Linked DNA regions of Mus musculus: regions 1 and 2 are each linked to region 3. The links are chromatin loops, found by intact Hi-C in ENCODE. Cell type or tissue: gastrocnemius. All regions are shown on one strand.

What was found. Peaks named below come from ENCODE experiments on the same cell type or tissue, not always from the same donor. Only the 100,000 strongest peaks of a DNase experiment are listed, where the experiment ranks them.
Region 1: it touches region 3 in a loop (4-fold over the local background); 2 of 42 quality-filtered maps call a loop at or near these places.
Region 2: it touches region 3 in a loop (13-fold over the local background); 19 of 42 quality-filtered maps call a loop at or near these places.

What each region holds. Positions count from the first base shown.
Region 1 is chr2:150,606,141-150,614,140 of GRCm38, forward strand. It overlaps Apmap (adipocyte plasma membrane associated protein), which reads right to left and starts at 2,427. Exons shown (of 9, transcript NM_027977.3): 1 at 2,248-2,427. The coding sequence starts at 2,339. In gastrocnemius, a CTCF peak has its summit at 3,229 (motif pointing right); DNase peaks (open chromatin) are centred at 1,887, 2,458 and 3,234; H3K4me3 peaks cover 2,047 bases; H3K27ac peaks cover 1,506 bases.
Region 2 is chr2:151,737,582-151,745,581 of GRCm38, forward strand. It overlaps Psmf1 (proteasome (prosome, macropain) inhibitor subunit 1), which reads right to left and starts at 3,729. Exons shown (of 7, transcript NM_212446.2): 1 at 3,430-3,729. The coding sequence starts at 3,558. In gastrocnemius, a CTCF peak has its summit at 3,734; DNase peaks (open chromatin) are centred at 1,683 and 3,748; H3K4me3 peaks cover 2,216 bases; H3K27ac peaks cover 1,442 bases.
Region 3 is chr2:151,490,995-151,498,994 of GRCm38, forward strand. Nsfl1c (NSFL1 (p97) cofactor (p47)) reads left to right here and starts at 3,188. Exons shown (of 10, transcript NM_198326.3): 1 at 3,188-3,418; 2 at 5,590-5,687. The coding sequence starts at 3,314. In gastrocnemius, a CTCF peak has its summit at 3,137 (motif pointing right); DNase peaks (open chromatin) are centred at 3,205 and 3,688; H3K4me3 peaks cover 1,899 bases; H3K27ac peaks cover 928 bases.

The DNA.
Region 1 (8,000 bases), 880 kb before region 3:
TCAATAACCCTGTCAACGTGAATGTTGCTGTTCCTGCAAGTCAGGAAACTTTCCAAAGTATTGCAAAATGTTCCTTCCTCTATTAAAATCTGTTTTTCTTCTTTTATTCTGATAATCAATCCATTCTGAGGTGTGTCTAAGATTTTTGATACTGCAACCTCCTGTTATCATCTACAAAATTCACACTCTACTGTGCAACAATATTTAGGAAGGAAGGGAGGGAGGGAGAGAGAGAGAAAGAGAGAGAGAAATCTAGTAATGTTTTAAGTCAGTTTAAGATTTTGTGTTAGGTTTGCAAGTTTTAGCAAGTCTAAAATTTATTCTAACATTGTTTGTTTATACTTTTTTCAGATTCCATGCTTTCTTTTTCTTTAATTTTCTACACTGAAAATCAAGTCCAGGACCTTGGATGTATTAGGTAAATGTCCAACCTCTGAACTCCCAACTTTCAGATTTCTTCACAAAACTTTCCTGATTCATATTCAATCCTCTACCCTCACAGTAGTCAAGAAGATAGTTGGACAAACTATTAGAGATGACTACAAGAAAAAAAATACAGGAGAACTGCTGAAAACGACAAACAGGAATGTTATCACTGTAAGTATAGAAAGGTGGCTATAACTCACTTTAAAAGCAGCCATTTCACCGGGCGGTGGTGGTGCATGCCTTTAGTCCCAGCACTTGGGAGGCAGAGGCAGGCGAATTTCTGAGTTCGAGGCCAGCCTGGTCTACAAAGTGAGTTCCAGGACAGCCAGGGCTATACAGGGAAACCCTGTCTCAAAAAACAAAAAACAAACAAACAAACAAACAAAAAAACCCAACCATTACAGATCACTAAAGATAAAATAACAAACATGTTGACAAACAGCAAATATGTTTACAAATGGCAAAGTCAAAACAGTGTAAGCACAAATGTAAGACATTGGAAAAGATCAGATGGAAAGAGACAGTTTGGTGTCTAATTTGTAGTCATTAAGGAAGAAATCCAACAGAGAACCTTAAAAAAAAAAGATAAATATGCCCCTTTGCCTGTGGGTCACAAGTATCACAGAAGCTGTTCTAAATATCAGGCCAATCTATCAAGAGTCCCCGGGTACCCAGGCTTCAAAACACTTTTCTTCTCCAAGTGCCCAGATAGGGCTCTCCACAGCTCCACCCTTTCCTAGTTCTCCTAGTTCCTGCAGTTAGGTTTGGCCACTCCTTGCTTATCCATTAAAAGACTCACCAACCATTAGCAATTAATTAGCAATACCCACAACAAGCAGGGTGAGCAATTTGTCATAATCTACCCACATTTAGCAAGGTGAGTCCTAGTTAATGAGATCTCAAGGCTACCTAGGATGGCTGGTCTCCCTAATCAAGATCCATACTAGTTAGTACCTTCCTGTTCTTTTACAAACTCCTCTTTCCAAAGCCAAAACATGTTTGTATGTTTATCTTATTACCATTAGTCAAACCGATCATCAGAAGCAAAAACTGTCTCTCATCTAGTATGCACCACATCCCTTCATCACATTGCTGGTGACCAAAGAAATATTTCTAATATTTCTATCATATAAGTTAATTCCACAACTTTGAGGCTGATCTAGATATTCAAAGTACAAAATTCTGGTCACCAAGTTGAAAAGTCAATTTTAAATGTCTTCTAGTACGGTTTAAGGAGCATGCTTCATATGTGGGCTAATAGTGCATTTTGAAAGTCAGAAAGACTGGGGCCCAAAAAAAATTTTTCTTTTTAAGGATTTACTGTCAGTAACTACTGTCCCTATTACAAAAACCTGCAAGGCCGAATTCTCAGAAACACTGCCAACAATGTCAGTCGGTTCTCTACTCCACGCTGAGGAGTACAGACTGCGCGGCGTCAATAGATGCAGGAGGAGGACCTTCGCAGAAAGGAAACCCAGCATCTTTTCTGACTTCTCTTTAAGGAAAGTGAATAACAAGGAACGCGAAAGAATCGGCTGACGGCAGTGGTCAGGTGGCTGTCCCAGGAGTATCAGAGGTTCCAACAAGGACAAGTCGGGAAGATGCGTGCAACTAAAGAAAGGCAAAAGGCGTTGGCTCCAGCGGCTGGGTGGCAAGAAGGGACAGAAAAGGTCCACAGCAGCGTGAGGGAGGACAACCAGGTCCACGCAAGGCCTCGCCCCGCAGATTGTCCTGTCAGCCCGAACCCGGCTCCTGGGTCCAAGCCGGGATAATGAGGAGGGTTCTCTCCCGTGGGATGATCCCAGCCCAGGTCCTGCCTACCTGCCCTCCTTGACCTCCGGGACCTGGCCATCGTCCGTGACGACCTGCGGCCGCAGGGGCCGACGCTGCCGCAGCCCGTCCGCTTCGCTCATTCTGCCGCCTCTCCACTGACACCTCCAACAGCGCCTTGACACTCAGCAACGCGGGTTTCAGAACTACTCCCTGGCGCGAGGAAATGACGTAAACTTAGCGCCGGAGCTGCAATGCAGGCCCCGCCCCCTTTTGGAGATTGGCACAGCAGTAAGGCTCCACCCCCTGGCCCCAGCCTACAGCTGCAGGCAAATGGTGAGGGGGTCCCTCCCTCAGTGAGCCGAGTCTGGATAGTGAGGCTGTAGCGGGTCTTCCTCAAGTCCGAGTGCTGGGCGGTGAAGTCTGCAGTAACAAGCTTGCAAAGAGAAGATGCCACTGATTCTTAACGAAATGTGTTCAATGCAGTAATCCCCGCCTGAACTGTTATCTTTTCTGAAAAGATTCCGCTAAAGTTCAAAATGTGTCCTTTTGGTTAAGATCAGATTTTGACTGCTAGATCGTCAAGTGGTTATACAATAGACATTTGATAAATTTTCTAAAGGGAGTTACCTAAAGACAGGCCCAAGTAGAAAAGACTGCTAATAGCAAAACTTTAGGAATCATGAAGCAACCACCAGGTAGTGCTTCCACGGTATTACAGCGAGTCGGACATACTCCAGGAGGTGAAGTGAGCAGACTGCAGGCAAATCCCTCCTTTCTGGAACTAATGAGAGCCATGACTTCAATACATGTAAATTTTAATACAGTGGTGATTTTAAAGAGAGAAACTTGGTCTAGTGGAAGCATTTAGCCGGTGAAGGAATGTGGGGGTAGGATTGGAAGAGAAAGGGCGGACAGGAGAATTTCAGGCAGCAATAACCAAGTAGGGCATTGGGAAGGATCTCTAGGATATAGGTGCTGGATTTTGTACCTCACTTGGGATTTTACAGAAGCAAACATGCCATTATCTTTTCGGCACTAGATGGCGATAGAATGCCACCTCAATGTTCTTTTTCCTCTCGCTTGAGGGAAGTGGAGATTTCTTAACACAGTTCTGTAGGGATCTCAGGTTATATATAATCCAAGGCTTGGCAACATGGTACTTGATTCCATCATTGAAGACAGACATTATAAAGATAATATCGTGGGTAATTGTAACAACTGCTGTGTGGGTCTGGCGCCTACCTGGAGACCTGAATGGCTTCCCCTTCTGATTGCATGTCTCTGACTTTGTCATGTTACTCCTTGTTTCCTTGTGATACGTTTTTTTTTCTACCTCCACCTAAACCACTTTTATCATCCAGAATCCATCTCAAGAGTCATTGCTGAAAATCTCTCATTAACTCTCCAGAGTATCCCCGTCTGTGGGAGGCTCTGTGAACATTCCTGAGCTGTCACAAGTAGCCAGTTACATCCAGTGCCTGTTACATGGATTATGCGTATCCTATGCCCAGTGTGAAACACATGGGCCAAAACAACCCGGAACACACACACGAAGAATAAAAAAGAGTTGAATACACTGAACTTCCTACATAAAAGGAATTCACCAGACGACCTGTGAGCTCCTCAGTTATGGAAGACTGTTCATGAAATTCAGGGCTAAAGTTAGAAATGGTCTTGGAACGGATCGGTTAGAGTTTGTAAACTAGGAAAGTGTCTGGAAGAGCCAGTGGCCATATCTCTAAAACAAATAAGTCCACAGGGAATTGCTGGGAGATACACTCATGGCCTTATCTTGAAGCACATGAGTCTGAATAAGCTGGGGTTAGAATAGGCTGAGCTTCGATCATTTGTGTTATGCAATATGACTTAGGGGTTTTCTGTTTGCAAGTCACGGTAAAGTCCATTCTGCTTGTTGTATGTGGTCTTAGTGCTCTCTTGTCCCACATCACCCTCCAGCCCTGCAGCCAATCAGCATTACTGTCTCATTGTACCAACTGTTTGCACAAAGAGAAATGGGACTGCCATGCAAGGTTAGCTCAGGTTTCCCAACCTCAGCACTGATAACATTTGGGGCGAGATAATCCTTTGTTGTAGAGGTAAAGTGGCAGTTGTCATGAGTATAGGATATTTTGCACCACCCCTGGGGCCTTTACCCTTTAAATGTCAGTAGCACCCCACCTAGTTTAGTGCTAAAGTTAATCTGGAACACCAAAAATTTGTGAAAAATTTGGTCCTCAGCATGGGTGATACTGGAAGGTAATGGCATTTGTAAGGAGTTGGCCCTACTGGGACACTGGAGGCATGCCTTTGATGAGGGTATGGGAGTTAATCCCTTTTCTCTTTTACTTTTCCCATTTCTCCACATTGGAGTAGCAATTGCTCACCACATACCCCCACCATAATGTACCACCACAGACCCAAAGCAGCCAACTGATCATAGGTTAAAGCCTTTACAATCCTGAGTCACCGTAAACCTTCTATAAATTGATTGCCTCAGTATTTATTATAATGACAAGAGATTAGAAACAAATAATATTTTTTTAATATCTTGAAACATTGCCCAAATGTCCTGCAAGGGACAAAAGGGCCCTTGACTGGGAACCACTGGGTGAGACTACTACACATCCTGGGACTTACGATGCAGCTCACTTTCGCTGAAACGCTCGTCTACACAGACGACATTTATCACAACAAAAATGGGGCCATCCCAGCATGGAAAAAGAAGCACATGATATTATGCAGTCATCTCCCAATGTGGTAAATTAGACAAAATAGAAACAAACCTGAATTTAGTCTTAAGCTTTACCCTCTAATCCCATACTGATTCAATTCTTTATACAGATACTTCCCAAATGCCTGTCAGGTCCTAAGGGTTGTTACAAAACAAAGGTCCTCAGATGTGTCTATATTCATGGTTGTAAATGGGGAGGGAAGATAGAAAACATAGATGACTGTTATAAAGGAGTGGCACAAAGGACAGGCTAGGTATCCTGAGACCTTCAGGGAAAGCTGTGCTGACATAGGAGTAAACCAGCGGAGCATGTGCACCAACTCTGGATAAGTAAGATTCCAGATGAAGAGCTGGGAGGATAGAGAAGGGCAAGAGACAAAGTAGGAGGACTTGAGGGGTCCTGAGGTTGGTGACCAAGGGGTGATAAGCAAGGGTAGGCTTCAGGGTCCACTGATGAATGATGAACCATCTAAAGGGGACAGCAAATGACTAGAAAGTGGAAAGAAGGGCCCAGAGAGAGAACTAAATGGTTAAGCACATTTGCTCTTGTAGAGGGTCCTGGTTCAGTTTCCACCACCCACGTGGCAGTTTACAACTGTCTACAACTCCATTTCCAGGCGATCCAAAACCCTTGTCTAGCCTCTGTGGGCCCCAAGCACACATATGTGTATATACATACTTTCAGACAAAACATTTACATTAAGTGCATAAATAAGTAGTTTTTGAGTGGAATAGCAGTATTGAAAAAGACCATGTCATAGTAGGAGGCTCTGTTTTCAGGGCAGGTAGGGCAGAAGAGAGTAGGCTCAAGAATGTTGAAGAACCTATGCACAGTTGAGAGAAACAACTACAAGAGCCAGCTTAGGATGAGAGAAGGCTAGGCATGATGGTATCCTAATGTATTCCCAGCTACTCTGGATGCTGAGGCAGGAGAGTCACTGAAGCCCAGGAGTTTGAGCCCAGCTTGGACAACATAGCAAAGTCCATCTCAAACATAAATAGAAAAGGACAATTAGGAAGACTTTATTAGCTGCACAAAGGGAGACGCTATAAAACTGAGCCTAGAACAAGTAGGTTTCATGGGACTGGAAGAGGATATGAAGAAAAGAAGAAGAAGAAAACAAAGAAGGAGGAGGAGCAGGGGGGGGGAGGAAAAACTGCTGTTGCCTCCACTGCAACAAAGCTCTTCACCACTCACCAACAAACCTAACAGGACTGGCCATTGCTTTTTCCCCCAAGTTTCCCTGACAGTGCCTGAAGTTTGGCTCTTCTTTCACTGTGAAACATAAAAAATCTCAACTGTTGCTATTCTAGCCTGAAATAGTAAGGTGGCCACAGGCAATGGATCTTGCCATAAAATAAATGCAGAGGTGGGCGTCCTTTTTTAAAGGAGTGGATACCAACCTACTGCCTGCAGCAGCAGCTACTTGCCAGCTAAGGAAAATGGCCCCTGATGTCCAAGCCAGTCATTAGAGACATTTATGCTGCCCCTGAGAACATCCCATCTGACATACCAACAACCCTTTGCATGGCTTCAAATCTGGTGTTCCATGTGTTAAATTTCAAACCTGAAGGTTTGAAATACCAGAGGTTTCTATTCAACATATAAAGTTAACCTGGCCTCCAGGTTCTCCCAGCATCCCTTAGTCCCTACCTATTATACTGTATAGCTGTTATACCCTGCCCTCTACACTGAACTCTCCATCTCAGGGGCTGGGCTGCCCTTCCCCTAGAAACTTTTCCATATATAATTCAGACGTTTTGGTCACCTGCCCTTTTTTTGTATCTTTGGCTTCCTGACTGTGCACCTGATTCCCCTCTCCCTTCCACCCCCCCTCTCTCACATGGTTCAAGATCATGACAACACTAGACTCTCTCCAGCGATGCTCTCCTACACATCTATAATAAACTTCCTCCTCCACCATACCTGGGAGCAGTCATGTCCTTTCCTCTTTATTTCTATTTTTCATCCACCAAGGCCTTCCATTTCATTTGTCCCACAAGTCACTAACTACAGTTCCTGCCCAAATCCTTATTCCTGGACAGAACATCTTGTTTTACAGCATTCAGTAGGATTCTGTAGCCCTATGGGACAGGCAGTTAAAAACCCACAGAGCAGACAGGGTGCTACCAGTGTAGGCAGGGCAAGACTGGCTTCCTGAGTGATGAGTGTTCTGCCAAGTATACAGGAAAGGGACAAGCTGAAAATGGGCTGCTGAGGATAATTACTGTAATTGTCCCATTTATTCTTTCAGCCAGTCCAGCCTCAGCAGCCAGGGTCTTAGCACACTCAGTAGGTGATATCTACCAGTGGAATGGATATGTATGTTTGCTACCTGGCCAGGAAGTGAAACTTTCCAGCCCAATTGTTCTCTTAGCAATGACATTTTGTTTTTTGTTTTTTTTTTTTTACTGGCACCTCATTACTTGTGTTTAATTACACCCAGAAGCCAATTTGGTTTTGTGTTTTATGGTTTGTTTTCCACAGTGTCAGGAACCCAAGCTGTACCCCTACACTACATGCTAGGGCCCTGGAAACCATGTTCTGGTTTGGTCTGGCATGGCTTGGTTTGGCTTGGCTTGAAATAGAATCTCTCTGTGTAGCTTTGGCTATCCTGGAACTCACTATGTAGACCATGATGGTCTCAAACTCACAGAGATCTGCCTGTCATTGCCTCCTGAGTGCTAGGATTAAAAGTGTGTGCTGCTGTGCCTGGCTTAGAAACTACTTTTTAAAAGCAAGTTACCACCTGGGTTGTTGTTATTGGTGTTGTTGTTGTTATTGGTGGTGTTGTTTTTTTTTTTTATGATTACTGTCCTGGCTTTTATTTTATTACACCAATTGATTGAAATCTGTGAGATGGGAGTCTTTAACTCCCAGTGATAAAGTCCATGGTTTAGGCTAAGAAATGTCCATCTTTAGGAAAGAAAATGGTCCAAGGTGTGTTTGCTGTCTCAAACTGTCAGACATAGGAACAGAGAAAGAGAGCCGGAGGTTACTCAACTGGTGACATTTACCAAGAAAATCCCACTGCACAGCAGGAGAAGCTAGTGGTACTGGTTCTCTCAG
Region 2 (8,000 bases), 250 kb after region 3:
AAACAAACTCAAGCAACCAGGACATTCCCTTTCACACATTAAAATATGAGAATAATCTCAAGTCATAGTGAAAACAAGCAGGGCCTTTCAGGTAGGAAATAAAGTTCTTAAGCAGGACCACTAAAGCAAACACAATGCCACTTGTGAGGCCACCCATACCCTAGAGCTTCTGTCCAGGCACAGACACTATAGCCAAAAGGAACAAATGACAAGAATTAATAACCAGACCAAGGCAAGGTTTGGAAAACAAATAAAAAGAGCAGCTAACCGTATAAATGGTGTCTTAGTTAGGGTTTTACTGTGAACAGACACCATGACCAAGGCAAGTCTTATAAAAACAACATTAAATTGGGGCTGTCTTACAGGTTCAGAGGTCAGTCCATTATCATCAAGGTGGGAGCATGGCAGCATCTAGGCAGGCATGGCACAGGCAGAGCTGAGAGTTCTACATCTTCATCCAAAGGCTACTAGTGGAAGATTGACTTCCAGGCACCTAGGGTGAGAGTATTGAGCCCACACCCACAGTGATACACCTACTCCAACCAGGTCACACCTATTCCAACAAGGCCACACCTCCAAATGGTGCCACTCCCTGGTACAAGAATATACAAACCATCACAAATGGTGTTTGTTTTTTCAAATTTACTAGTTATCAGGGGGCAGCTAAAATAATGAGATGAGCCGGGTAGTGGTGGCACACACCTTTAATCCCAGCACTTGGGAGGCAGAGGCAGGTGGATTTCTGAGTTCAAGGCCAGCCTGGTCTACAGAGTGAGTTCCAGGACAGCCAGGGGAACACAGAGAAACCTTGTCTCAAAAAACCAAAAAAAAAAAAAAAAAAACCAGAAAAGATATATATATATATATATATTATATGAATGAAGGTCACACCCAACCACCAGCCTAAGACTTAGTTTGACTGGGCATGAGTGAACCTTCGACACTACTTCTGGGAATTCAGACTTACACAGGCCCTTTGGGAGTCCACCTAGCAGTACTTAGCTCTATGAGGTTTGTATGAGCCAAGACTCAAACGTCCTCCTAGAAGGAAGCTGTGGATACATGTGGGAGCCTGATAAGCAATGTCAACCTTCATTCCAGTGTGAGCCTGAACAGCTGAAGCCGAGGTAAAGTGCACACTATGCTGACAGTGGCACATTACACTGCAGTCAGAAGGAACACACTAGATCAAATTATAGTATTCTAGAGAAAACGTCATGTGTGTGTGTGTGTATTGGCAGTAAAGAACCAGGAGGAGGAGTAATTCTATGAAACTCTCCCCTCTGGACACATGCACAGAGCACCCATGAATACCATCTTCGTAAGAGCAAGTCACCAAAATAAGCAATATTCTGTCAGGAAGCACTAACTGGACTCTGTTGGTTATGAGTGGGGTACAGAGGGAGAAGTCACAAAGTGGGAATTTACAGGGGGAGTGGGAGGAGTTAGAAAAAGTTTATGGTCCAATACCATTTATGGAAAAACAAAAAACCCTTTAAAAAGCACACATTCAACACAAAACAGCACGACCAGAAGCTGTGTTCATGAGAGCATGGTAGGATGGGATGGGATGGGAAGGAGTGGGGCGATGGACAACACTGACAAAGGCCCACACATGAAGGACTTTACACAGCAAGTGCAGGGGAGGCCACCCCTGGTGTTTGGAAATCCTTTGCCAGAGGAGTCACAATCAAACTTGGCTAGGTGACAAGGAGACTGGTAGCCTCAGCAGAGACAGGAGAGTAAGGAGAAAACAAAACTGAAGCTAGCCACAGCCTGAGAAACCCTCTTGCCTTTCTGGGTAACTTCCTAGTGTGGTGTGGACTTCAAGGGTGACTCGGGTGTTTAAGGCAGGGCTGGCAGACCTTACCTGTGTTCAGTCAAGACCTTTGACTCTCTCCTGTCCTACATGGACAGCACTGGCCCTACCAGCAGGCGCTCTTGACTTACAGACAACCTGCTCTGCTCCCCACCTCGACACCTTCATTCCGGAGCAAGAAATAATCGCTAGGGTCAGGTAAAGCTCACAGCCTCACTGTGGTAAGGTGAAACGGATACTCCACAGAAAACAGAAGCTAGACAGGCCCAACACATCATGTGGCTGTCCTCTGCACCTTGATATAAAATATCAAGTGTCCCACAAGGCTATGGTTGGCAGATAACGAAAGCATATGTTTGTACCATGTAACTTCCTCAGATGAAGACTCAAAGGCCTGAGAGTGGCTGCGACCTATGAAAGGTTAGAGCAGGGCAGGCTGGAGATTCTTCCAGACAGACTGGTAAGGTAAAGAAAGGTAAAGCTAGCTGTCTTCTATAGACAAAATCCTGAGGCTAGAAACATTCCTTAATGGCCACTGGGCTCACCCTAGTGCCTCTGGGCTAGAATGCAACCAACCAACCAACCAACCAACCAAAACTGCACACATAAACAGGTCATTCTCTCTTTATAATCTTCAGACTCCCACAACACAATGCCAATTTTTCTAACTCGTATCTATGGCCATCTCCATGGCCCTCCACTGACCTTATCTCACACGGCTACAGAGCTCTCATGGGGAGTAGCCGTGCCCTCAATAAGGAGACCAATCAATGCCTGTTTGTTCAAGTCAACAAACATGTTCTTGAGATCAAATATTACAAGCCCAGCTCTATAGCACTGGAGGCAAAAAAGCAAAGAGAAAGTGGGCAGCATGACTCTTTAGCTGCTGAGTTGGTATTACCCAGTCAAGTGCGTGCTTTGTTCCTCTCATCACCCACAGAAGGAGGGTGGCAGGAGGCAGCTAGAGGACCAACACAAATACCTGCTGAGTCCAGCAAGCATTACTAATCTGCTGGCCACAGGCTGGAAAATAAAACTCTCTAGTAGATAAATTAACAGTTAATGGCCTCTCAATTTTTAACTAATTAATTAAAAAAAATTTTTTTTTGGCTTCTACCCTGAAAACGCATACCCATCAGCAGAGAATGGAGGCAAGGGCAGCCTGAGCCCAGAAAGTACTTCAGGAGAACGGACAGCAAGAATCAAACGCAGCATTCAAGTCTGAAATCCAAACACTGTCCCCTCGAAGAAGGGGTCCTAGAATATGGCTGAGTAGGTCAAAGTTCACTGCCACACCAGTGCTTGAATCCAGATGCTTGGAGTTGAGGGTGTAGCACGGAGTATTCTACGGCAGATGCTTTGGGTAAACTGGTGGATGAGGACCTTGAGGAAGCTACTAGCCTGTCTCAGTCAGATCCACACAACCCCGGCTGTGTCGGGGACGCCTTTACACGTCCGTTCCCGAGTTTACACGCACGCTGTGCCCGTTGTCGGCACCAGCACCAGGCGCGCTAAAGTGCGGCATCAGAAGCCTCGCTCGGGCCCTGGCTTTGGCACGGTCAGGGCAGGCCTTTGGGCCTCGGGCTGCAGACTCCCCTCCACCCGCGTACCTGGTCGCCCGTGCCCAAGGCATAGTAGCCGTTTGTCACCACTTCCCAGTGCAGGAAGCAGACGAGTGCGTCCTGCGGGCAGCTCATGGATGGAGCGGCCGACGCGAAGAGAACCTCGAGACCCGCCATGGATGTTTGCGGCTTCTGTGGGAAAGGAAGAAAAGGAGGGGACTATGCAGAAAGCCGCTCCGCCTAAGAGAAGCGGGACCGCGAGCGGCAGCGACGCCTTTTGATGCCGCCTTCGCTTTCGGCTCTGTCCGCACCTGCGCGGAAAAGTGGAAACGCGGAAACGCAGAGACGCGCACCGGAAATACTTGTTGACTTTGTGCGTGCTCCGGGCTGGAAACACCTGCACCGAACTAGAAGGTTCCACTAAGAAGCGCGCAGGCTAGGGCTTATCTTCTCAAAGCCTTTTTGCCTGCAGCAGGCGACTGCTGAGTGCCAGGCTGTTCGTTCCTGGGGAGAGACTGCCTTCTACCAACTACAGTAGACTTCTCATCTGCGAAGTGGAGTGTGTACTAGGCCGGGGGAAAATTTAGGCAATCTGTCTTAGATGTTTTCATCGTAATTTATTAGCATGCCTGCAGTACTTCTTGCCTGATAGCACTTTATTCTACATGCTAAACTTTAATGCATTTATCAAAATTTCCAGATCCAGTATTATACAGTTGGTATTGATGACAGTACTCTGCCACTACATAGATTTGGAAATCGTGTCACAATCAGCCAGTGAGCAATAGAGGTGCCCCTGGGAACTGGTAATTTGGTCTCTAGGATAGCATTTATATGTATGTTGATTGCATGCTAAATCCTGTGCCAAAACCTTTACATCCCCTCTCAACAAATTCATGGGGTATATTTTATTACCCATCCTCACTTTGCGAGTGATATAAAGAGCAGAAAGAGTGAAATGACTTCACCCAAGTAAACACAGCTTTTGACCACATCTAGAGCCCAGAGATAACTGACAAATGCTAGCCACTTGTGCCCCAATCTCCATCAAGATTTTTTTAACCACCTGTTGTTTCTCCATGTTTCTTGAAGTCCAATACTTTTTTGTAGACAAATAAATTTTGCCATGTTGGTTGGTACCATGACCCAAACCATTGTCATTTTTTTTTTCTTGGTTGCCTGGCATCAGCCTTGTATGCTACACTGGTTTCACCCTACAACCAGAGAGATTCTGTTAAAACACAGGGAAGACCATGTTCCTTAGGCCCAAGCCACACCTCAAAGGCGAAGTTCACTCTAGGTCTGTCACCCTCTCACTCCACAGGCCCTGTGCCTTTCTGATATCACCTCCAAGTGTCCTTTCATTCTCTGATCTCCTTGGCTCCAGTGACCTTGACTTCTCTCAGCTCTCATGCCTAGGTTAACATGCCACAGGTCTTGCCCTGATGGAACTTTGTAGTGTTTCTTTTTAATAGACAAAAAGCAATCCAGTATGAAATCTGTCATTTGGGGGTGCTGAGAGAGCTATACAAGGCCCACAGGAAGCCTATGTTCCAAGCAAGGATCAGGAAGGGTTTCTTGGATTAAGAAATGGCCAATTGCACAGAACTCTCATGGAAGAATAAAGAAGAAATGTTCCTGTAAAAGCATATAGCATACGTGAAGGCACCAAGGTGGGAAATGTAGCTACCCCCGTGTAACTGGAGACTCAACACTGCCCCTCTCATCTCTTCCTCATCTTTAACTACTCTCCACACCTGTCCTCAGCCTGGATGTCATGACCCCCAGGGGTTGCATAGCAGATTTCCCTCAAATTAGATATTTATATTGTGATTTATAACAGTAGCAAAATTACAGTTAGGGAGTAGCAATGAAGTGATTTTATGGTCGAGGGTCACTATAACATGAGGTACTGTATGAAAGGACCGCAGCATTAGGAAGGTTGAGAACCACTGCTCCACACTGTGCTCAAGGAGTTTGGTGGTGTGCCAAGGGGGCAGGCATGCAACAGAGAAAGCTATCAGCTCCAGAAGGGCTGAGAATTTTATCACTGAAGTAGGTTAGGCTTGCTGGTTCATGATGATAGCAAAACACAGGCTGGACTTTTGGCCAGCTTTATTAGTGCTTTTAAGGTTTTCTTTTACTCTCTCTTTTTCCTGCTGTTGTTTTATCTTTTTGTAACGAGGCCTCTTGCCTCCTAAGCCACCAGTGCTCTCACCCCGGCCCCTTGGTTCCACACTAGCTTGCATTCCCTTGATTATAGCTTGCAGCTCACACATTTCCCTTTTCTTTTATATACCATTGCCTATCTTAATGGGGCTTCCCCTAAAAGCCAATACTGAAGGTATGGTGGCTTGTGTCTGTAATCCTAGGACCTAGGGGAAGAGAATAAGGAGTTTAAGGCCAATCTCATATTGGTGATGAGTTCAAGGCCATCCTAGGCTACAGGTGATCCCATTGGGAGCTTGAGTGGCTCATTTGAGAGCTGCTCCCAGGGCCGAGCAGGAGGATTGGGCTAAAGGAGGTACCTGATAAGCCTCTGAGAGCAGTTGGAACTCACACTTGCTGGCAAGCAGTGAGGAGAGAGAGTGAAAGATCTCAGAGATGTTTCAACTCAGGACTGGGGAACTGGGATAATGTTTTGCTCTGGTAAGAGCTACTTATTAGAATTATGGAAAGCCCTCAGGTAGTGAATGACAGAATTCGGAGGAAGTGGCTCTGGTGCTTACTGGTGACTGCTGGGACAGGCAGGACATCCTACATCTGCTGTGGTCCTCCCACCTCAGCTAAGGATGATCTGTGCCTCGGAAAGTCTGCATCTCAATAGCCCATTTGGAAAAGGCATTATTAGTACATTGAAAGAACAGAGCTAAGCTATGTCTTCTGCCCTAGAAGTCTGTAAGTCCTCCAAGGGCCTGGCTGTGTTCTATTCATCCTGTCCCCAGAATCTTCCACCCATGGGAAGAAGTGAGAAGATTCTCTGGACTAAAAGTTCTCTCTGCCTCCCTTGGTCCATCTTCCCTTGTTTCTGTAGACTTACCTTCATCAGCAAGGGTCCCAGTTGGCCCTGGGAGTTCTGGGAGAAGCTGAGACAGGGAGCAGGAGGGAGAGGCTTCCCTGGCCTCCCAGGAGCCCCTGACTACCTGGGTGGAAAAGGGCCCATGCCAGATAAGGGCACAAGGTAGCAGGAAGAACTGGTAGGTGGCTGCAGCCACCAGTTCCTGGTTGCCAAGTGATAGCAATGTGCACATTCCAAGCTCTGTGCTTCCTTGGAAACTGTTAAGATAGGAACTACAGGTCAGGCAACGGGAGCAATGCAGAGGACTCCAACGAGCATCCTTTTCCTTTGGTTTCAGCTCAGAGAGCTCTCTATAAGAGATATTTTTCTTTACATCCACCCAACGGCCAACTAGAATTTAAGACTTCCCATTCCCCACACCCCCCACCCCCCGCCACTGGATGAACAACGTAATTGCCACTAAGAGCAAACAGCTTTCTTTTGAAATATTAATTTTAATATAACACTATTAGTTTTTCAAACATTGTTTTTTATTGTGGCCAGACACACAGAACAGAATTCATTTGCCATCTTAATCATTTGTAATCACACAATGCAGTGACCCCAAGGGCATTTGTATTGAGTAAGCATCACCACGCTTCAGCTCCAGGCTTTGCATTTCGCCAGACTGAAGCTCTGCTCATTAAACAATACGTTCCCACATCCTCTTCTTTCAATGGGTGGCAGCCACTATTCTTTACTTTCTTTCTGTGTGGTTGGTTTTTTTCATTTGTTTGTCTTGTTGTTTTTTTTTTTTTTTTTTTTTTTTGAAATGGGATTTCTCTGTATAGCCCTGGCTGTCCTAAACTAACTCTGTGTGTGTAGACCAGGCTGGCCTTGAACTCACAGATCCACCTCCTCTGCTTTCTGAGTGCCAGGATTAAAAGTGTGCGCCACTGCCCAGCCACTATTCTACTTTCTATCTGTATGGATTTGACTCTGTGAATGACTCTCTGTACTGGCTAGTTTTGTGTCAACTTGACACAGCTGGAGTTATCACAGAGAAAGGAGCTTCAGTTGAGGAGATGCCTCCATGAGATCCAACTGTAAGGCATTTTCTCAATTAGTGATCAAGGGGGAAAGGCCCCTTGTGGGTGGGACCATCTCTGGGCTGGTAGTCTTGGGTTCTATAAAAGAGCAGGCTGAGCAAGCCAGGGGAAGCAAGCCAGTAAGGAACATCCCTCCATGGCTCCACATCAGCTTCTGCTTCCTGACCTGCTTGAGTTCCAGTCCTGACTTCCTTTGGTGATGAACAGCAGTATGGAAGTGTAAGCTGAATAAACCCTTTCCTCCCCAACTTGCTTCTTGGTCATGATGTACGTGCAGGAATAGAAACCCTGACTAAGACACTCTGCTTCCGAGCCTCTAGGGGTTTAAACCTAGAAATAGAATTGCTGAATCGTATAACATTTTTGCTTTGGGTTACTTTAAGGTGGGGTTTTATGTATCCCAGGCTGGCCTCAAACTCATTATACATGATCCTACTATGTTCACCTCCTGAATGCTGGAATTACAGGTGTGTGCCATCACACCTAGTTTATGTGATGCTGGAGGTAGGCGT
Region 3 (8,000 bases):
CTTCTCCACTGCTATCTCTGGCTATACCAGACACAGGAGACACTGTGACAAAAAGCTGGAGTATGTGTGGCTAACCTCAGGATGGACTGTTCTACTATCGGGAGAGACTCAGAGCAGGCATACCCACTGCAGGTGGCACTTCAGGATGACTGTGCCCCACAGCTGACAATACCTTAGGATGGATAGGTCACCCTGGTGACTATTATTAACTCCAAGTACGGCACCTCTGGGTAGGCACGCCCCACTGAATACAAGACCCTGGAATAGACCCCAAAACTGTGAAAATAAAGTCTGCCTCCTTACACTGTTTCTCTCCGGCACTTGTTGCAACAACTGATGCTATAACTTTCTCTCCTCCATCCCCCATTTCCCCTCCTCCTCTCCCCTCGAATCCCATAGTTGGTGTGGAGTTCATTGCCATTTTGGGAAGGACATTACCCCCGCTGGTGGCTTCCTCTTCCCAAGGTGGCTGAGGGAATTACATAAAATGACACTGGGATTTGTCACTCCAATGATGTCAATGTTTGTTATGTCTTCTGAGATAGGAGGGAGATAGGAGGAAGGGCTGGAAATTCTGCCCTTCAGACTCTATACTAGGTCCCCTCTATTTTGTAAGCCTGACTGTGACTTTTGTATAGTGCTTCTAGCTGGTGTTCTTCACAGGCAGCCACAGAGCCCGCCGTGTGTGTGTGTGTGTGTGTGTGTGTGTGTGTGTGTGTGTGTGTGTGTGTGTGTGTGTGTAGGTTTCTCTGTAGATCCCTGACTATCCTGGAACTCACTCTGCAGATCAGAGTGGCCTCAGACTCAGAGATCCACTTGTCTCTGCCTTCCAAATGTTGAAATTAGAGATACACACCACTGCCAACCAGCACTCCCCCCATCATTCTTTAGGATATATCCTTCTACCTTTAACAGGTGACCTGACACTATTTCAGTGGAAACATTTGCAGTCACCTGCCCTCAGCTGACAGAATCTGCTCAGTGACTCCCTTGCCTGTACTTTCACAGAAGAGAGATATGCAAACTTTTAAAACAAACCCTCCCGGTCTGTCTGTGATGCCCAGAACCTCCTTCCAGCAAGGTAGCAAATAGCCAGTAAGTGCAAACTGACCTGGAATGAGAGTACTGAAATAGGGATGGTGTGGGTTTGGAAATCTGAAAAGCATAATGTGCACTTAAGCTGGGCTATTCGAGGAGTAGAGTGCCATGGACGCCATAGGTGGTGGTGATGATGATGATGATGGTGATGGTGATGATGGTGATATATGTGTATGTTATCCTGGAGTAATGTTGTTGTTCTGGTGGTGGTGGTGGTGGTGGTGGTGGTAGTGGTGGAGTGTGTGTGTGTGTGTGTGTGTGTGTGTGTGTGTGTGTGTGTTAGTCTGGAAGCCATGAGTATTGTGTGGAGTGCCCTGGATATTTGGGAGAACATGTGGAATGGACTAACTGGAAGCTATAGGTTCTGGGTACATTTCATACCTGAATGACAAGAAAGTCAGCTTTAAATTGAAACCAGAACTTGACCACAGGTGGAGCTGTGGGTGATGCTGTGTATATGTAGAGAGACAGCGAAGATAGAGGCTTGGTCAGTCTTTCTCCAAACTTCCAGGCTAGGACATTTGTTTAAAACTGGGATTGAAACTATAGCCTCTCCCATGACAGGCAAGGCCTCTGGCACTGGGCTGCATCCTCTGCCTTTTAGCATGGATTCACTTTCTCACCAGGTTTAGTTTTGTTTCCCAGACTGACTTTAAATATGCTCTGCAAGGTCACTCTTTCAGTCTCAGGCACCTGAGAAGCTGGGACGGCAAGGCCCAGGTTGTACTTTTCATTAGGTGTGGTCCTACTGAACCTCTGGTTTCTGTCTTTACCTGTAAAATGGGAATACTAACCTCTACCTAGCAGAGGTTTATTTTATGATGAAATAGATAATAATGTGAACACAGCACCTTCAGCAGGCTAAGGGAACCCTAATGCCCTGCACCCACAATTATTCCTATAGTCTTCTTGATAGCTGTCAGGCTGGGCAGAGGGCTGACTATGAATCGGACCAGCATCAAAAGCAGATAGGGTTCTCCTTACTGCTTCTCTGCAATGTGTTAGGTTCCAAATGGCCTCTGTGGGCCTTTTCAGTTGGTTACAGTGGGACTGATCTGCAGTTATACCAAAGGACGGTATTCACACCAATCCAGTGCTGTCGCGTTTGCAGCCATGCCCGAGGCTGGCTTAGAAGTTGGAGATGCCCCTGGCAGAGCTACTTCCTGCTCTTCATTCTCATAGTATGACTCTGTGGAACAAAAAGACTGAAAGGGGCTCTTGCATAGACCACTCCCTGTGAGATCCTCATTGTCTGATCCATGTGTTATTTCATCCATTCACTTATTCATTCATTCACACATTCATTAGTAGTGGCTTCATGCACAGTGAATGTGGCTCTGAGTCAGGCATAGGAAGAAGAGGAGAAAAACAAAGCATATAATCAGCTGACAGGAACCTCACTGAACACTCAATAAGTTCTGGTAGAATAATTGCTGGTCACCAACTTAGCAGATTGTAGGATGGTAACAGTTTAACCTTGAAAATGAGGGATAAATAGATGGACTTAGGAGGCTCCCAGCTTCACTTGTCCCCACTTTCACTTGAGGGGCAGCACTGTTGGAGAGAGAGCTCTAAACTTTCTCTGTAGGTGACACATGTCCATCTTACCTCTGCTCTGAGTCTCCTTGTCCTGGGCCAGCCTGCCAGTGGCAATGCAATGGTGATTTGCTAGATGCTGTGGAAAGTGGCAGGCTGAGACTTATACTAGTTTAAGATAGGAAACCATGGGGATGTGAGCATCGGTTAGAACTGTTAGGGTCAAAGGACATAAGCAACAAGAAGACAGGATACTTTGTTTTATCTCTGTTATTTCCACAGCCCTTGGAAGAGCATCAAGCCATAGACAGCGTAATGCTTCAAGAAGGAAATTAATGTGCAAATAAATAATTAACGAAATAAAGGGATGAGACCATGAGTAATTTCCAGGATCTGATTTCGGGACTACTTCATCCTGTGGGAAAACCAGCCCCTCCCTACTCACTTCCATCGACCTTCTACTTCAGCCATTAAGGTGAGGCTCACATAGGGGCCACCAGAGGGCGCGAGGCGGCTAGGTTTCCCACACGGAGGGCTTTTCCTGTGGCACCGCATTGGGCGGAGCCTACGAGCAGGCGCCCAGCGGCTGGACGCGGTAGAACGGCGGGCGGAACGCAGACCTGGGGTTCGGGCTGTTGCAGTGTCCGCCGGAGCGGTTTGGGAAGTGCACGGGGCGAAGATGGCGGAGGAGCGGCAGGACGCGTTGAGGGAGTTCGTGGCGGTGACTGGCACTGAGGAGGACAGGGCCCGTTTCTTCCTGGAGTCGGCTGGCTGGGACCTGCAGGTAGCGCCGCGAGGCGGGCCGCTTCGGACGGGCTGGGGAATACGGAGTGCGGCGTCGGCTCTGCGATCCCTACGCGGCCGAAGCGCACAGTCATCCCTGCGGGGCTGGGCCCTGCCTGGCCCAGGCCTCATGGTGCCTGGGGTCGCTTGCCACGCGTCACCGGCCTGGCTTGGAAGTTCATGGAGGCGGGCGGGCCCTGCTTTGCAGGGCCTCTGTTTTCCTGCGGGCTCGCAGTGTTGGCGAGACTTTGGGCGCTGCCGCAGTCCGCGTGGAGTCGTCGCCTGGGGGCGTGGCTGCCACGGCGAGTGCCTGCGGGTGGCCGGGTGGAATCGAGTGCCCTGCTTCCAGATGGAGCCCCACCGAGGTCGCGGTGGCCTTCCGATTCCGCTTCTGCAAGGATGCTGTGCTGGTGGGGGAAACCCTGCAAGGCATCAGCCCACGCCCCACTCTTGCCTAATTGCAGGGAGAAACTACCTGTGGGATTGTGGCGCACGTTTGGGGTCTCTGCACATTTCGTAGTTAACTGTAAAATGGGAATTTCTTAGGACTTACTGTCTTGTTCACTGGCATGTAGTAAATAGTCACTAAGGAATTAATTTAGAAGGCAAAGCTCCACCAGGCATAAAATGTTGCACACTTCTGATCCCTAGAGCAACACCCATCTCTTATTGCTCAGAAACACAGTAATTAATGTTAGAAAGAATTGATTGCATAAATGTCCTTGGCCAGCCTACATCTTAGGTAGATGACGATGACTAATATTTCTTGAGTACCTACAACAAGCCAGGCACTGTTCAGCATTACAGAATGTCTCATTTACATGTCTCACATTGCAGCTGAGACTTGGAGGATAAATAACTTGCTGAAGAGCTAACTACTAATTAAACAGGTAAAGACTAACCCTATCTTATGGATAAGGAATTGGACCCTCAAAGGGACACCGAATGTGCTCACTGTGTGAGCTTTCTGATGTAACCATGTCTACTGACTGTAATATTTAGCTTCCCAAACATTAGGGATCTTTATTCCTTTAACTCTTTCAGCACTCTGGAGGCAGAAGATCTCTGAGTTCGAGACCAGCCTGATCTACATAGTTCCAGGAGTAAATAGTCCCTCTTTCAAAAACATAACAAACAGAAAGATGCTCTTAAAGGCGCTGTGAAGCCTCTGTGCTGAGTGGAAATACATAAGAGAAAAGCTTCTATCCCAGTAGATCATCCGAACTGAGGCTCTTACCTGTGTGGTAACTTGACTAGCAGTGCCAGGACTTGAATGCAGGTTCTCTAAATGTCAGTTTAGTACAACTCCTACGATGGCACATGACTTCCCAGAAGCTGGTTATACTACATGAAGAATACCTTCAGACTGATTGTCCCATGACAGCTCATTTCCTCCTAGACAGTTGGTTACCTTTTAGACAGGAGGTGCCTCCTCCATCTCCGTGGGACTTCATTGTTCTGTCTTCTCTCTTTGTGTGGAGAATGTGTGATAAATCAATGCCTTCTCATTGAGTTGGCGACAGTCACAAATGACCAAAGGACTCATATGAAGGGCTTTCACATGTGTAAAGCTAAGGTGACTGCGTTAACTTTAGTGATTATCTCCTTCAGTTTTATAGGTTTGGTGGAACAGCATCCCCATTTCAAACAGGAACCGGGCTTCACAAAGAAAGGAAATGTAGCATCTGTCCCTATACTCTTCTTCCTCTTAGAACATAAGCTTGAGGGCCTGAGCATGCTGCCTGGGGTTGAACCTGACCCCACTTCTTACCTCCAGAAGCTGTCTTCATTTTGCAGTCCATTTGTGCCAGCTATAAAGTGAGACAATAATGATACTAATTACGAAATTCTGAGTAGATTAAATGAATTAATATATAGTGTACAGACGACCTGACACATGGATAAATAATAGTTGGTGGTCTTCCTTTATGTTTTTCATATTAATTTTATTTAGTATCTTTGTTTCCCTTGGTGGGTGGATTTCCCCCTGAAGTAATATATCCCCATCTTCACTTCCAGGCTAACATGTCTATTGCCTTTTCATCTAATCTTCTTTGGTTCCAGGTGTAGGAACCAAAGTATGGGTTTTGTCTTCATGTTTTTGTTCCATTGTGAGATATGTGTCAGATGAAAGCCTGGAGGGTCCCAAAGTACTCTGTCTGTGTGTTTTAGATTGCACTTGCAAGCTTTTATGAGGATGGAGGGGATGAAGACATTGTGACCATTTCACAAGCAACCCCAAGTTCAGTGTCCAGAGGCACAGCTCCTAGGTAAGGACCAACTTCAGTTGCTACATGAATGTTTCCAGAAAAGGGACTTTCCTTTCTGACTTGACAGATTATGAACCAAGAGGTTTAAAGATCAACTAAAAAGAACTGAGGGATTCAAAGGTCAACTTACAAGGGTTTTTTTGTGGCTTGGTTTGTTTGTTTGTTTGTTTGCTTGCTTGCTTCCTTGTTTTTGTTTTGAATGTGAGTGGGTGTTCTGCCTGCCTGTATGTTTATGCACTGTGGGGACCAGAAGAAGGCATTGGATTTCCTGAAACTGGAGTTAATACATGATTGTGGGCCACCATGTGGGTGCTGGGACTTGAACTGGGGCTTCTGGGAGAACATTCAATGCTCCTAACTGCCAAGCCATCTCTCTAGCCCCTACTTAAGATCTTTAAGGGCTGTGTTTATGAACTTTGGGGAGTCACTTGTCTTATTTCTGGACTAGGAGTGCCATAGTAGAGATGAGGTTAATGGCCTGTCACACTAGTAAGATGATCATGGAAATAGATACCTCTTCTGAAGTTGACACGGGGAGTTAACTAACATTTGTGTTATGCCACCTTCCCTAGACCTTTGGCCACAGTCAATCACTTTTGTGATTGGCTCATGAGGAGAATGTTGGCCTTCCCAGATTCTCTCTACAGAAGCGTCTGAGCTCCCACACTTCTTTCATACTTTTAGTCTAATTGCACTTACTCCAGGGTATATGTTGTCAGAAAATTTTGCTGGGTTTGAATTCAACTCCAGTATGTAGAAAAAATGTCTCTCTACTATGAAGTGGTAAATTCTCACAGAGGGTCTCTGAGCTTTAAACTACATTTTTTCCCTTTGAGAAACACTAACACCAAATCTCATTGGTCCTTCATGTCTTTCCCTGCCTCCCACAGAAGGGGGGGGGGGTCACAGGAAAGTGATCTTTTCAATTATTTGCAGTGAGATACTGATGAAATACTGTAATGTTATTGCCTGCGGGGTGGGTTGTAAGTATATGGGCTGCTGGCAAAGGTGGCAAATTTGTGATCCAACCTCACTTTGGGTTATTGACATGTCAGAAGTACCAAGGAGGAGAAATTGAAATGTAGCCTCTAATGCTAGTCATTTGTCCCTCCTCTCTTCTTCCACAGTCCAGAATAACCCTTAGCGCATCAAGGGTTTATTAGTGTAGGGCCAGGGAGGCTAACTACCCAGGTTCAGGCTCAGAGACTCATGACTTGCGACAGAGTATTTATCTCAGTTTCTCAGTTTTCATCACTGTCAAATGGAAATTGTAATAGTGTCTGCTACTTAGCAGAGTCAGTGAATTAACCCAAGCCAGGCGTGGTGGCACACACTTTTAACCCTAGCACTTGGAAAGAAGGTGAGTTCAAGGCCAGCCTGATCTATATAGGACAGCCCCAGCTATGCAAAGAGACCTTGACTCAAAAGCAAAAAGCCAGACCTCAGAGCACACTTCCTTTAATCCCAGCACTGCCTAGGCAGAAGCAGGTAGAGCTCTGCCACCCTGTCTCAAAAACAAACAAACAAACAACCCAACTTTATGTAGTACTTAGAGCATAATATGTTGCCTACTATGACTGACACTGTACCCTGCCTCATTCCACAACTGGCAGGTGGGTGTGGGTGGGTGGATGTGAGAGAGAGAGAGAAAGAGAGAGAGAGAGAGAGACTGAGAATCTGTGTGTTTTACAATAACAGTAAAGAACAAGGAGCTACAGCTTAACATCAGCATTAAACGTGAAAGGAATGTAAGACTGGCCAGGAGTTGAGGCCTCTTAGCCTTTCTTACTGTTTTGCTTAAGCCCTAGCTTTGACTGTGGGCTTCTGTGAAGGACAAAAGAGGACGGAAAGGGGGTGTGGCTTTTCATTGTCTTTGTTTAGGAGGAAAATGCTGACTGGATTTTCTCAGAAGAAACTAAACTGTACTAGCATCCCAAAGGAATTTGGTGGTAGTCAGGGAGCAGCTGCTCTCCAGCCTTTGACCTAGCTGTTACAGGACACTTAGCCTGCTGCTGACTGACCCCTGTTCACCTGTCATCTACCTTTCATGTTGTCTCTGACGCCAAGTGAGAACAGTCACTCTAGAATGGAGCATTTAGTGTGGAGCCCTGGAGCTTCCAGGAGGAGTCTGTAGAAAGGGATAGTGGAATGTCTTTAGATTAAAATTACTGTAGGTACAGGTTTAACTATACTTTGGCAGGTATCTTCTGGCAAGAGAGTCTATTAGATTCCCATAAGAAGAATCTAATAAGGTGTTTTGCATAATTTACTGTGGGAGGAAGTCTTAAGCTCAATATAAACCATTATCATTGC